5 separate regions of the Homo sapiens genome follow, and all the other regions are linked to region 5. A link is a contact called in ENCODE Hi-C or POLR2A ChIA-PET data. All regions are on one chromosome and are shown on one strand. Each heading gives the region's core, a stretch centred on a gene start or an enhancer-like site at or near the end of the contact. The rest is flanking DNA. Distances are from core to core; before and after follow the strand shown.

Region 1 (2,700 bases), core at 196-2,695, 390 kb before region 5:
AGCTCTGTTGCCCAGGCTGGAGTGCAATGGCGTGACCTTGGCTCACTGCAACCTCCACCTCTCTTGGTTCCAGCACGAGAATTCGTGCCTCAGCCTCCCAGAGTAGCTGGGATTATAGGCGTGAGCCACCACGCCCAGCTAATTTCTGCATTTTTGGTAGAGATGGGGTTTTGCCATGTTGGCCAGGCTGGTCTTGAACTCCTGACCTCAAGTGATCCGCCTGTCTCGGCCTCCCAAAGTGCTAGGATTACAGGCATGAGCCACTGCGCCTGGCCTGACCAGCCTATCCTTATGGGGAGCTATAGGAAGATTCGGACCACAAGACACTCACTGACCTTCAGGATCTCCAAAGTTCCAAATCCCTTAAGACCAAAGCTTTTATTGGGTTTGATAAACACATGTAGGAATTAATAAACAAGCAGTTCACCCGCCCTTCTGTAATTTAAACTACAACTCCCAAGAGCACCATGAAGTCAGAATACCCCAGCTAGCCAACATCAACTGCTACTGGGAACTAGCAACATGGTGCTACTGGGAAATGTAGTTTTGTTTGTTTGTTTTCAAATTCCTTCTTGGGTGGAGAGAATCTTAAAAAAACAGACGTTTAGTTGGGGCGTGATGCAGATTTTCCACACCTCAGAGTCAGGGACCTCCAGTTTTTCACCAAGTCAAACCCCTGCTGCTGGGAGGAATGGTGGGCAAAAAACAAGCTACAACTGTAGGGCCAGGAAGTCACTGGAGCATCCGCCCTACGGGCACCGGGGTCTGCAGGAGCTGTAGTACCACTGCAAACACCTGGCTGGATAGCAGGGCAGGGCCACTCACGGGACTCTCAGTCGCAGGGGTCTCCTCCTTGTTGGGCGCCCCTCGCTCCAGGGGGACAGCCAGCACGGCGCGAAGCAGGAGCAGCAGCAGCAGCGGCAACAGAAGGAGGGTTCCTCGGGGCCCAGAGGGAGGCATGGCAGTGTGGTCTGTGGGGGATGGAGGGCTGGATAATGCATAATGTCTGTCCCAAGCCTCTTCCTCCCCTGGAACCAGGAGTTCGGGCCCCCAGCGCCGCCCCCACTTCCAAGAATCAAGACACAAGCATTTTGTTACCCAGGCCCCAGGATTCCAGGCCTCCGGCCTTCCCTTCCTCCGACACAGGAGTCTGGGCCCTCAGACCCAGGGGTCCTGGCTCCCAACACGCTCCTCTCTCACACTCAGGAATCCGGGATCTCGGCCGCCTCCTCCCCCAGACCCAAGAGTCCAGGGTCCCAGCCTCCTCTTTTCCCAGGACCTAAAGTACTGGCACCCAGTGCATCCTCCTCCGGGACCCAGTTTTCCAGCCCTCTGGCCCCCATCCTCCCTAGGACCCAAGAGTATGGGAACCCTGGCCTCTCACCTCTCCTTCACCGCAGAGGGCGTTTTCCAGGGCGGGCAAGGACCTCCGGTGCGTTCTTGGTGACTTCCCCCCTAGACCACGCCCACTTATCCACAGAGGCCCCGCCCCAAAGAGGTCTGATTGGTCCACGCTGGCTCTGTAGCTTTCATCCACGTCCAGCGGCCCCGCCCCTTGCCGAAGCCGCTCGCATTTTCGTGAAAGCCTCGCTTCTTTCTCGGAATCCCAGCCTCTTGACGCCACATTTCCCGCCTATGCCAAAAGAGAGAGAAGGCTTTCAAAGATAACTACAACTCCCTGCCGGCCGGGGGAAAAATAACTTCCGCGGGCATCGTGGCCCCTTCGCCTCATGGGAGCTGTAGTTTTCCCATTTATTTTCGCCCCACGAAGTGCCTGGAAGTTATAGCGCGGTAGCAATTGCATAGCCTTTCTTATGAGTTTCTTTCTTCTTCTTCTTATTATTCGAGACAGGGTTTGCTCTGTCACCCAGGTTGGAGTGCAGTGGCGCAATCACTTCTCACTGCAGCCTCTACCTCCCAGGCCCAAGCAATCCTCCCGCGTCAGCCTCCCAAGTAGATGGGACCACAGGCCACACTACCATGCCTGGCTAATGTATATTTTTTAAATTTTTAATACAAATATTTAAATCTTTAATTCTTTTTTAGCCTTTTTTTTTTTTTAACGTTCTGTCTTTCACACTTCTCACACTTTGTTGTTGTTGTTTTTTAAAGAGACGGATGTCAAGCCGGGCTTGGGGGTTCACTCCTGTAATCCCAGCACTTTGGGAGGCTGAGGCAGGCAGATCACCTGAGGTCAAGGGTTTGAGACCAGCCTGGCCAACATGGAGAAACCTCGCCTCCACTAAAAATACAAATTAGCCAGGCGTGGTTGCGCATGCCTGTAATCCCAGCTACTCAGGAAGCTGAGGCAGGACAATCTCTTAAACCCGGGAGGCGGAGGTTGCAGTGAGCCGAGATCGCGCCACTGCACTCCAGCCTGGGCGACAGAGTGAGACTACGTCTCAAAAAAAAAAAAAAATCTCTGTGTTGCTGGTCTGGATCTGGATCTCCTGGACTCAAGCAATCTTGCCTCCCCGTCTCCGCCTCCCAAAGTGCTGGGATTACAGGCGTGAGCCACTGCGCCCCGCCTCTTTTAAGTTTCTTGTAAGCGAGATGTGTACAGTGAGGCCGCGAGGTCTCTGGTCTCCCGCTCTCTCTCTCTCTTTTTTTTTTTTTTTTTGAGACGGTGTCTACCTCTGTCACACAGGCTGGAGTGCAGTGGCGCGATCTCAGCTCACTGCGAGCTCCGCCTCCCGGGTT
Region 2 (2,700 bases), core at 142-2,641, 280 kb before region 5:
GCATCAGAGGGCTGGGACTGGGGCACACTGGCATGTCTCTGCCCCTTCTCCTGGGTCTGTCTCTCCCGTTGGGCCTCTGTCTTTCTCACTATCCTCAGGGAGGGAGAGGTGGAGGTCTGCAGCAGGGCAACCCTCTGGGGACACGTGTCTCTGCCAACTGCCCTGCAGGGTGAGTTCCGGGTGGTGGAGCGCACGATCACCATGAAGCAGTTGCTGCGGGCCCTGGAGGAGGGCCGCGTGCGGGAAGTCTTTGGCTCGGGCACCGCTTGCCAGGTCTGCCCAGTGCACCGAATCCTGTACAAAGACAGGGTGAGGCGGGGCTGCCATTGTGGGTGGGAGGGAAGGAGGGGAGGGGCTTGGTCCTCACCGCACCTTCTGTCCCAGAACCTCCACATTCCCACCATGGAAAATGGGCCTGAGCTGATCCTCCGCTTCCAGAAGGAGCTGAAGGAGATCCAGGTGAGCTGCAGGGAGCTGGGGAATGGGCTGGGAGCTTGTTCCCTGGAGAAGTTGGTGTCCCATGAGCCCCTGGACTAACAGCCAGCCTCCTTCAGTAGTACCAGGAACAGATAATGGCCTTTCTTATTGAGGCCCTGGAGAGTGGGCTTTCTGTGCTGCTCTGTGGCCTGGAAAACCCCTTGGGGCTAAATCACCCTTTCCTGGGAGCTCCCGGAGCCCTGGATATGTCTTCAGCTTTGGAAACCCCTTCCTGTGATCCTCTGCGGCTCCTGGGTGCCCTGGTAGGAGAAACCCCCTCTCCGTGGGCCTCTGAGGCCCCTGGGTGCCCTGGTGGGAGAAACTCCCTCCCTGTGATCCTCTGCTGCCCCGGGTGCCCTGGTGGGAGAAAGGCCCTTTCCATGAATCACTGAGACCTTAGCCAGCCCTCTGGCCATCTCAGAGGTTGGCCTCCCAAGATTCCCTGGAGCCCTGGGCTATCCCTTTGGCCGGAGAAAGCTTCCTCCCATGAGCCTCTGGACCTTGGCCCCTCTCTGGCACCAGACTGTTTAATCCCATAAATCTCTGGGGGTATTCCCATCTTCTGGGCCAAGATCTCTTTCCCAAGAATCTCTGGGCTCCTTTCCCAGACCTAGAGCTACATTTCTGTAAACTTTTGTGCATCAGGACCTAGAACTACACATCCTCTGACTATCTGGGCTTTCTGAGCTGAAAGTGACTTTTTCCAAGAGCCTTAGAGGCCTGGCCATAATTCCTGTCTTCAGAACTACATCTCCCGGAAGCCTCTGCGCCGCCTTAGCCTTGATTCCCCGTTCCCATCATTGTTGGGGCCCTCTGGGAAGTGGACTACATTTCCCGTGAGCCGCTGGGGCACAGCTCCGTAGGCACTCGGCCTGGAACACCCCAGGGCCTACTGGGAGTTGTAGTGCAGCTTCCACCTCACGCACTGCCTCCGTTGTTCCGCAGTACGGAATCAGAGCCCACGAGTGGATGTTCCCGGTGTGAAGCTGCAGGCTGTGCTCCAGATCCACCGACCCGTAGCATCTCGTCACGCCAGCACTCGCCTCCCTACCAATGACTCACCTGAAGTGCAATACGAAATAAAAGGCCAGCGGGCGGCGTCTGGGTCTCTGGCGCCCCCATGTGGTTGCGACACTCCCAAAGCCGTAAGGGCCGACCCAGGCATCTTGGCCCCCAGCCCCTCGTCGCGGGTTCAGGTCCGCCCATTACTCCTTGTCGTGCGGTCAAGGATACACCTTGGCCCCGATTCCGGATCTCTCCGTTCTCAGGCCAGACCCCTGGTGCTGCCGTTGATTTTTTTTTCTCTGTCTTTGCTGCAATTTTGAAATAAAATGCCAAAGAACACACATTGTCGGGCTTCTTCAGTGACGTGACTCTGGGGCTTTAACCCAGGAATCCTGCTTCCTCAGCCCATTTTATTCTGAAGGACTCAGTCATCCGAGCCCCCAGTGTTCTGATGGTTTCTCCAACCTGGGGGAGCATTTCATGTCTCCGGCACTGAACTTACTATCTGCCCCCCACCAACCAGCTCCTCCCCTACTTTCCCGTCTCCCAGTCTCTAGGCCGGACCCCTAGGTGCTGCATCCTTTTCTCTCAAAGCCCACGAGGCCCCGATCCCTGTTCCTCCTGCCCCCGACTCTGCTGTCCGTTCCCCCGCCTCTTTGTCCCCTAGGCCCTGGCCTCAGCTCAGCTGCTGTCTTCTACTGGCACCCTTGTTCCAGCCTGCAGTCTGCTACCTGGCCCAAAGGGTCTTTTCTACACCCAGACGTGGCCCAGTGCCCTCAGCCAGGACTGTAGTCACGGGACCCTAGTGGGTGTGGAGTGAGGCACGATACTCTCACCTGCTGGAGGGATTAAACGTGGAAGAGTTTAGACTGGGTATGGTGACTCCCACCTGCAATTCCAGCACTGTGGGAGGCTGAGGCGGGAGGATTGCTTGAGACCAGGCTGGGCAACACAGTGAGATCCCATCTGTACAGAAAATACAGAAAATTAACCAGGTGAGGTGGCATGTGAGTATAGTCCCAGCTACTCCAGAGGCTGAGGTGGGAGGATTGCCTGAGCCCGGGAGGTTGAGGCTGCAGTGAGCTGTGATTGTGCCACTACACTCCAGCCTGGGTGACAGAGCAAGACTGTCTTGAAAAAAAGGCCAGGCACTGTGGCTCATGCCCGTAATCCCAGCACTTTGGGAGGCCAAGGTGGGCGGATCACCTGAAGTCAGGA
Region 3 (2,700 bases), core at 53-2,552, 440 kb before region 5:
GTGCCGGGGAGCAGGCATCAGGCTGATGGTGGAAAATTCCCGCATCCACCGCACACTAAAGATAAGGAGACTGAGCCCCAAGCCAGGCTGAAATGAAAAGCAACAGGCCAACGGGGGACAAGGGAAGGGGACAAGACAGACATTTAGGAAGGTGGGAAAAATGACTCCCTGAAGGAGGGTTTTAAGATCCTGGCAGAGAGGAGGGCTGGGAGTCCGGAATGTTTGCGCTGAGTTGTGGGGCCCAGACTCCTAGTTCTTAGGGGAGGAGGAGAATGCGGGGCTGAGAGTCCTGTGTCCTGAAGGAGCCCAGTGGCTGGACTTCTGGGTCCTCAGGGGCCCACACCTCTGCAGCTCCATGTTACTGTCCAGTTCGTCCCCGATGCGCTTGAGACACTCGCTCAGCTTCTTGGTGGACGCATCCTGAGGCACCGGGTCCAGGGCCAGCTCGGGTGCCTCCCCCCCCATTCGCCCTGCTCGATCCTGGATGAAACTAGAGTGGGGATGGAGTGAGGGTGCAGAATCAGAACGGGGTGTCACTCCTCAAATCTGTGCCACAATAATCAGACCTCAAACTCACCCCTGAAGCAAAAGGGCCCCTGTCTTCATGATCTGCTCAGAGCTGGTGGGCCCTAGAGGAGAAAGGAAGGGAAGAGGTACCTGGACTCTTGGGTTCTAGGGGATCAGGAGACTGTGGAGACTCACGGCCCCTGAGGGAGGACAGAGCTGGGGACCCTGGACTTCTGGGACCCTAGCAGATAAAGTGACGGGGGGGCCCAGACAACTGAGTCCCTGATGGAGAAAGGCCAGGAGGCTGGGCCTGTATCCTACATTCTCCCCGGGGAAAGAGGCTAGGGGAACGCTATATGCATCCAGACCCCTGGCCTGAGGGGGCAGAGGCGAGACCCGCCCCTCCCACCAGTGCCAGAGGCAGGAAGTGGTGCGGGCGACAAGCCCGGGCCTGCCCGGGGGCTTGGCTTCCGAGATCCCCTGGTTCTCGAGGGTCCGAGAGCGCCAGAGAGGCAGGGATCGGGACACGGGGATCAGAGAGCCAGGAACCTCCGAGGACGGAGGGGACTGGAGGCTGGCAGCGCCCGATCCGGGAGTTTCTGCCCCTCAGTGCTTGGAGATCGCACAGCCCCAGGCCGGTAGGAAGGATCCCGGACGGGCCGGCGAGGGGGCTCGCCCTCCTCCCGCCCGTCTGCCTCCCGCCTCACCCCCGCCTCTGGGCTGCTCCCCGGACCCGTCCATCACCGCCGCTCCCGCCGCCGCCTCTCGCCGGGTCCGCGCGGGCGGCCGCAGCGCGCCCGGGTCACGTGAGAGCCCCGCTGAACGTGCGTCCTTCACGTGGCCGCCCCGCAAAATGGCCGCTGCCCCGCAGCGCCGCCGGGTCACGTGACCGCACCTGCCTCGCTCCCTCGGGAGGTTTGGTCCCGTCACGTGACTGTCCAATGAGCATCTCCCGATAAGTGCCAGCAGTGGCGCCGTCCAACAGCCGTCCGTCCAATCGCAGCTCTAATGCCTTCATTTATCCAGGCACCATTTTTAGAAGTTTCGGGCAGGGTTTGAGCTCTCCCCAGCGCAGAAGGAATTAGCAAGTGCAAAAGCTCAGAGGCCCAAAATAGCATGCTTCCAGGCAGGACGTTATAGATGACTAAAAACTGAGTGGTTTTGTTTTTTGCAGAGACCTGGATCTAGCAATATAGCCCACGCCCAGGCTTGTCTCTAACTTGTGAGCCCAAGAGATAACCCCGTCTCAGCCTTCCAAAGCGCTGGGATTACAGGCATGAGCTACCGCGCCAGGCCTGCTTTTCTGTTTGTTTGTTTTTTCCTGTTTTTTTTTTTTTTTTTTTTGAGACAGGGTCTCACTGTGTTGCCCAGGCTGGAGTGCAGTGGCCCAATCATGGCTCACTGCAGTCTGGAATTCCCGGGCTGAAGCCTCCCACCTCAGCCTCCTGAGTAGCTGGGACTACACCGCCCCTGGTTAATTTTTAAAACTTTTTATGTGGAGATGAGGTCTCTCTATGTTGCCCAGGCTGGTCTCTGAACTCCCAGACTCAAGCGATCCTCGCACCTTGGCCTCCCAAAGTGCTGAGATTACAGGCTTGAGCCACCCCACCCAGTCATGACTCGAATGTTTGTGTTTGTGTAAAAAGAAAAGGAATATGAAGTTTAAAAAGTGGCAGAAACTAATCTGTGCTGATAGATCAGCAGGGTATGGAGGGGAGGGGCCACAAGAGACACTCCCCGGGTGCCCCAAATATGCCATATTTTTATCTGAATGGTGTTTACATGGGTATACACATTATTATTATTATTATTATTATTATTATTATTATTATTTTGAGACGGAGTTTTGCTCTTGTTGCCCAGGATGGAGTGCAATGGCACGATCTCGGCTTACTGCAACCTCTGCCTCCGGGTTCAAGCAATTCTCCTGCCTCAGCCTCCCAAGTAGCTGGAATTGCAGGCATGCGACACCACGCCCAGCTAATTTTGTATTTTTAGTAAAGATGGGGTTTCACTATGTTGGTCAGGCTGGTCTCAAGCTCCTGACCTCAAGTGATCCACCTGCCTCGGCCTCCCAAAGTGCTGGGATTACAGGCGTGAGCCACTGTGCCCGGCCGGGTATACACATATTTACAATTCATTGAGCTGTACACATAAGACTTGTGTGCTTTATGAATATTATGACATGTCACT
Region 4 (2,700 bases), core at 117-2,616, 480 kb before region 5:
TACAGGCATGAGCCACCACGCCAGGCCAAAATCGCTTCTTTATTCAGGTAATTGAGCAGGTGCCAGGCCAAGTTTCCTGGCCTCTCCTTCATTCACATGTATTCATTCATTCAAATATTCAAGTGATAATTTATTGAGCATTTACACTGAGACGTAGCCCGTGTGAAATACTGGAAATATGAAAATGGCCAAAACGGTAGCATGACAAGATCCCGATTTCTGGGTCCCTAATCCTTCAGTCCTCTCCACTAAGACTCTCTTGTTCCTCGACAATTTCTTCCCACTAAAGGCTCACTAGGCGCCCTCGCGCTCTCAGACACACTGAACAGGTACCTGCCTGTGCTTCCAGCTTGGAACTCAAGTGCCATTGGCACCACTAACAATCCAAGGCTCCCAAATGGCTCGAAGCGCAAGGTCCTACAACCCTCCTCATCACACACTGGCGCCAAGGACTGCGGAACCGGCCGTTGCGCCAAGATGATTTTGAAAGTTGGAGTTCCTATAGCATGATGGGGCCAGACCCGAGATTCTGGGATCCCAGCCCCCTCCCCGCCTCAGATCCAGAAGTCCAGCCCCCATGTCCCCTTCTCCCCCAGATCTGGGTGGCCGAGCTTCCTCCTCTTTCAGACCCAGGAGTCTGAACCCCCAGATCCCCCCTCCCTCAGACCCAGGAGTCAGGGCCTCCAGCATCCTCCTCTCTCAAACTCGAGACTGCTAGCTCGCTCCTCACCCTCCATGCACCCACACTTACAACGGTTGCCATGATGCTCACCAACTGCCAGAGTCCTAGCGGAAACGGAAACGCGCGAGGAGCGAGATGTTCTGGCTCCTCTAGGCTAGCTGGTTCTTCAAAGATCTCGATGGTTCCTCATAAATATGTAAATATTGTGGGGGCGTGGCGGGACTTTATGCCCCGCCCTCCCACCGAGGCTGCGCTGGAAGACGGGCGTCCGGAACTCCTGGGTCCATTCCCAATGTCTCCTGGCTCCTCCTCCTTTTGCTCAGCCCCACCACCGCCCCGCTCAGGCCGATTGCAAAATTCTTAGCTGTTCTTTGAGTAACCACACGTCCTCCACGCTCCTTTCCTCTTTATCCCACCCTCCTCCTCCTCCCCACTTTGAGGCCTCCAGCTCCAGATTGACAGAGCTGAAGGCCACTCGTTTCCGTAAAGCGCAGCGGCAAGCTCCGCCCCCTGGAGGTCTCACGGCCGAGGCGGGGCCGGGACACAGCGACTCCAACCCGTTCCACCAATGAGGACACGCGGAAATCCCCGCCCCCGGGCGTGGGCCAATGGCGCTGGCTGGGGGGGGCGGCCACCGCCTCCTGGCGGCTGCGAGGTTTCACTGCAGGGGCGCCAGTGGGCTCAGTGACGCTGCGGCCTCCTTCTGCCTAGGTCCCAACGCTTCGGGGCAGGGGTGCGGTCTTGCAATAGGAAGCCGAGCGTCTTGCAAGCTTCCCGTCGGGCACCAGCTACTCGGCCCCGCACCCTACCTGGTGCATTCCCTAGACACCTCCGGGGTCCCTACCTGGAGATCCCCGGAGCCCCCCTTCCTGCGCCAGCCATGCCTTTAAACCGCACTTTGTCCATGTCCTCACTGCCAGGACTGGAGGACTGGGAGGATGAATTCGACCTGGAGAACGCAGTGCTCTTCGAAGTGGCCTGGGAGGTGGCTAACAAGGGTGAGCACGCCAGGCGTCGGGGCCCTTGACGAGAAGGACAGTAGTGGATGGGGGCCCGGAACTCTGAGTTGTAGGAGGACGGGGCTACTAGGGGAACCCTTGTGACCTGGGCAAGGAGGCTGTGTCCTTGAGGAGGGGCTGGGAAGCCGGAGGTGGGTGGGAGAGGGATGGTTCGTTTGACTTAAGATGAAAGGAGGCTGGAAGCCCGGGTTCTGGGTCCTAGGGAAGAGGGCGCTAAAATGAGACTCCTAGGTCCTGGAGGCAGGCTTCCGAGAGACTAGATACCTGGGTCCTGAACAGGGAAGGGGATGGGGGGATGGGATTTCTGCGTGCAAACCTGGGAAGCTGCCGGGGTTTCAGACCTATGACCCTAACAGCATGGTCTAGGGGATAAAACTCCAGATTTGAGAGAGAGCTGACTGGGAGATAGGAGGCCTGAGCGGCGGTGGGAGGACCTGAGGATCTGGCTGCTTAAGAATAAAGATGGGACGGGCTGGAGACTGTAATGAATGCCTGGGCTTTGAAGGAGCTGAGGGCCTGAGCTATTAGTTCCTAGGAGTAGAGGAGCCCATGGCCTGGGACACATGCGTACTGGAATAGGGGAAGGCTGGGAAGTCCTAAGTTAGTCAGAGGCTGGGCCCTAGGATGGGAGGGGCTAGGAGCCTGCATTTCTGTGTCTTGGGCTTCAGAAAGCTGAGGTTCTGGCCTTGGAGAAGGCTGGGGCTGAAATCCCCAGGAACAAGCCAATCTCACACCTCAAAGAGCAGGGTCTGGGGGGTTGCTTTGCTGGGTCTTGGAGGAGAAAGGGACTGTGTCTCCCAGGAGGAGAGGGGGCCCGTGAACACCCAGCCGGGTATCGCCAGGGCCTGGGCTCCAGGATGGGAGGAGGCTGGGGGCTGGGGCTCCTGGGTCTGGGATAGGGTCATGGGAGAGGCAGAGCCCTGCATGCTGGTGTCCCTAGTCAGGGAGAGGAAATTGGGAGGCAGGTCAGCAAGGTCCCTGGGGGCAGGGAATGACCAT
Region 5 (2,772 bases), core at 195-2,694:
CGTGTAAAACGCTGCGGACGATACCTGGCACAGACTAAATACTCATAAGAATAAATACATTAAATAAACTATGATCATGTATCTTTTGTATGAGGCAAGTGCTGTGGTTGTGTAATGTCTGCGTAACCGCACGGGAAACGTGGGTATTTGCGACCCGTGTGTCTGTGCGCGTGTCTGTGTCTGTGTTGTGGGTGTGTGACTCTTTGTATGTGTTATGTGTGCCAGTGTGTGTTTATGTATGTGATGTGTGACTGTGGTGGGGTTCTGTGTCTTTGTAACCTTGTGTGAAAGGTGTGTGTATTTGTGATGTGTGTGTCCATGTCTGTTTAGGTATGTGATGTGTGCAACTCTGTGTGTCTGTGTATTTGATCTGTGTGCCTATGTCTGTGCTTATGTATGTGTGACTGTGTATATGTGCATGTTATATGTGTCTGTATGTATCAGTGTGTGGTGTATTTATGTGTATTTTTGCATGTGATTTATGTAGCCCTGTATGTATGAGTTGTGTGTGCCCGCATGCATGTGTATGTAGTGTGTCTGTGTGTATCCATGTGAGTGAAGCTTGTGTCCGTGTGAGTGATGCATGTTACGTGTCCGTATACATGCATGTATTATGTTTCTGTGTACTCATGTATGTGATGTGCCTGTCTCTGTGTAGCTGCTGTGTCCGTGTCTATGTTAGTTCATGTGATGTGTGTGTCTGCGTGTGTCTGTGCAATTGCTGTCTGTGCATGTCTGTGTGACGTGCATGTATGTGATACTTGTGTCTGTGGGTATTCTTTGTTGCCCATTTGTCTAGGGACTGTCTGCGTGGCTGTGACTATGAGTGTCAGCATGTCACAGTGGTGTCCGTGGGGATCTTTGTCTGTGGCGTGTGCGTCTGTGGATCTGGGGCTTTACTTTGTCCGGGGCATGTGTGGGTCTTTGTGATGCTTTGACGTTCCTGCGTGGCCGGGTGCATCTGTGCTGGAAGCTGGCCTGCCTGTGCGTTTCCAGTGCGGTCCCTGCGTCTTTGTGTGTGACGTGTACGTGTCCCCGTCTGCTGATGGCTGTCCACCTTTGTATGTGATGCGCTTGTCTATGAGGGTCCCTGCGACGTGTGTCAGCTGTGTGTGGGCTGCGCGTGCCTGACATCTGCATCTTAGCGTGTAGCACATGTGTCCATGCTGGTGGCATGTCACAGCGGTGTCCGGGCCAGGCACCCGTGGGCCCTGCCCCCCCACCCCCGCTGCAAGTGTGTGCCGGTCCCTGTCTGTCCCTCCCCCTCCCATTTCCTCCCCTCCCTCCTGGCAGCCAATGCTACGGGGGAGCCAGTTGCCATGACGACGCTCCATCCTCCCTCCTCCCACCCTTCCTGTGACAGGCTCTCTGCTCCCCCAATCCTGGCTGCCCTCGGGGGCGGGGCCCTCTTTCTCGCCCCCCCCATCCTACCCTCTCCCCCCCACCCCAGCAACCCCGGCTCCCCAGCATCTCTCCTCTGTCCGCCTCTCCATCCCTTCATCCGTCTGTCCCTTCAAAGAGGGGGAGGGGGGTACCTGAGCCAGCAAGCAGCCCCTCCCTCCCCCTGTCCTGCGTCTCCTGCCCCTCTCCTGGGCCGGGAGGAGGCCAGGGTCGCGCGGGTCCCCATGGCTGGGGGCTGAGGGCCCGCCCCCCCCTCCTCCCCAGCCGCCACCACCTCCACCTCCCTGCCATCCTCGACAAGATGCCTGCCCCCGGCGCCCTCATCCTCCTTGCGGCCGTCTCCGCCTCCGGCTGCCTGGCGTCCCCGGCCCACCCCGGTGAGTCTGTCGGGCCATCAGTCTGTCCGGTGGCCCCCACCCCCGCGGCGGCCTCGCTGTCTGCCCAGGGGTCTGTCTGCGGGTCCTGCCCCGTCACCTGGTGCGCGTCTTCCCGCAGCCCAGCAGGGCCCGGAGCGGCGGGGACGGTGCCTCTGTCAGCAGGGCCTGTGGGAGGGAGGCTGGGGGCTGGGTGGGGAGGGGGCTCCGTTTGGGCAACATGTGTGTATGCGTGCACGCATGTGTTTGTGCTGGTGTGTGCAGGAAGAAGGGGAAGGACAGGGCCTCTGGGAGAATTGGGGGCAGAGGACAGGAATACTATTTCTAAGGGGGACACAACACGGGAGGCTGTCTCTGGCTTCTGGAGAGACCCAGGGCTTGCGGAGTTCCCTTCTCTGGGTCTTGGGCTGGGGATAGAGAACATCGGTGTGCGCCAAGCGTCCCTAAAAGAGACAGATCTCAACCCCACAAACTGGGGGGTTCCAGCATGGGGCAAGAATCTTCTCCCAGCCTGCAGCTGAGAGCTAGTCCTCCTCCCCAACGAGGGGTAATGAGGCTGTCCACGGGAGCGTATTTTAAATTCTGCAAGCTCCAGACTTCACTATCACTCCTCTTTCCTTCAACCCTCATTGGAATTCATCCAAGCCTGGGGTGAGGGGATGGGGTGGGATGAGGTGGCGGGGGTCCCAGTTTGGGACGAGAAGAGAGACCCCACCCCCAATCCAACCACTTGGGAAGGCCCCAAACTACAACTCCCACAATGCCTTGGGCCACTCTGCACCTCTGCCAAGGGACCCTGGTCGCAGAGCATCACGGGAGTTGTAGTCCAAGACGTGCCGGGACGGGAGGGGGCATGATTCCGGTATCCAGGGACTTGAAGCTGGGACCCCAGCCCAGCCCTGTGCCCACAGATGGATTCGCCCTGGGCCGGGCTCCTCTGGCTCCTCCCTACGCTGTGGTCCTCATTTCCTGCTCCGGCCTGCTGGCCTTCATCTTC

Evidence for each region. Hi-C counts contacts between places; a loop is a spot of excess contacts on that map. ChIA-PET counts read pairs that join two places held with the same protein, here RNA polymerase II (POLR2A). Pooled maps may share reads with other maps.
Region 1: a pooled map shows a loop between it and region 5 (6-fold over the local background). The contact joins the promoter of NUCB1 here to the promoter of LMTK3 in region 5. A Hi-C loop is called at or near these places in 5 of 50 pooled maps. POLR2A ChIA-PET finds 5 or more read pairs at or near these places in 4 of 52 experiments (B cell, WTC11 and activated CD4-positive, alpha-beta T cell).
Region 2: a pooled map shows a loop between it and region 5 (4-fold over the local background). The contact joins the enhancer-like site here to the promoter of LMTK3 in region 5. A Hi-C loop is called at or near these places in 6 of 50 pooled maps. POLR2A ChIA-PET finds 5 or more read pairs at or near these places in 2 of 52 experiments (WTC11 and naive thymus-derived CD4-positive, alpha-beta T cell).
Region 3: a loop to region 5 is called in a pooled map, with 3 times the contacts of the local background. The contact joins the promoter of BAX here to the promoter of LMTK3 in region 5. A Hi-C loop is called at or near these places in 2 of 168 maps with a recorded cell type or tissue (CD8-positive, alpha-beta T cell and naive thymus-derived CD4-positive, alpha-beta T cell) and 6 of 50 pooled maps. POLR2A ChIA-PET finds 5 or more read pairs at or near these places in 1 of 52 experiments (activated B cell).
Region 4: a map of CD8-positive, alpha-beta T cell shows a loop between it and region 5 (4-fold over the local background). The contact joins the promoter of GYS1 here to the promoter of LMTK3 in region 5. A Hi-C loop is called at or near these places in 2 of 168 maps with a recorded cell type or tissue (CD8-positive, alpha-beta T cell and naive thymus-derived CD4-positive, alpha-beta T cell) and 7 of 50 pooled maps. POLR2A ChIA-PET finds 5 or more read pairs at or near these places in 2 of 52 experiments (Caco-2 and Panc1).

What each region holds. Positions count from the first base shown.
Region 1 is chr19:48,899,057-48,901,756 of GRCh38, reverse strand. It overlaps NUCB1 (nucleobindin 1), which reads right to left and starts at 1,445. Exons shown (of 13, transcript NM_006184.6): 1 at 1,385-1,445; 2 at 826-971. The coding sequence starts at 960. RefSeq lists a cis regulatory region at 2,269-2,700.
Region 2 is chr19:48,794,187-48,796,886 of GRCh38, reverse strand. BCAT2 (branched chain amino acid transaminase 2) reads left to right here. Exons shown (of 11, transcript NM_001190.4): 9 at 169-309; 10 at 385-459; 11 at 1,423-1,823. The coding sequence ends at 1,461. Among named protein-coding and RNA genes, the nearest start is that of BCAT2, 15 kb to the left of the region's middle. RefSeq lists enhancers at 132-767, 1,365-1,544, 1,585-1,654. Within about 2 kb of position 1,391, at least 36 of the 41 ENCODE cell types and tissues checked have a DNase peak (open chromatin) inside an H3K27ac peak, as active enhancers do.
Region 3 is chr19:48,953,477-48,956,176 of GRCh38, reverse strand. BAX (BCL2 associated X, apoptosis regulator) reads right to left here and starts at 1,302. Exons shown (of 6, transcript NM_138761.4): 1 at 1,215-1,302; 2 at 578-629; 3 at 344-490. The coding sequence starts at 1,248. RefSeq lists enhancers at 828-1,037, 487-1,054, 1,055-1,623 and a silencer at 1,158-1,307.
Region 4 is chr19:48,991,975-48,994,674 of GRCh38, reverse strand. It overlaps GYS1 (glycogen synthase 1), which reads left to right and starts at 1,366. Exons shown (of 16, transcript NM_002103.5): 1 at 1,366-1,680. The coding sequence starts at 1,563. RUVBL2 (RuvB like AAA ATPase 2) reads right to left here and starts at 788. Exons shown (of 15, transcript NM_006666.3): 1 at 752-788. The coding sequence starts at 763. RefSeq lists enhancers at 890-979, 1,670-1,809 and a silencer at 1,100-1,459.
Region 5 is chr19:48,510,507-48,513,278 of GRCh38, reverse strand. LMTK3 (lemur tyrosine kinase 3) reads left to right here and starts at 1,444. Exons shown (of 15, transcript NM_001388485.1): 1 at 1,444-1,778; 2 at 2,687-2,772. The coding sequence starts at 1,703.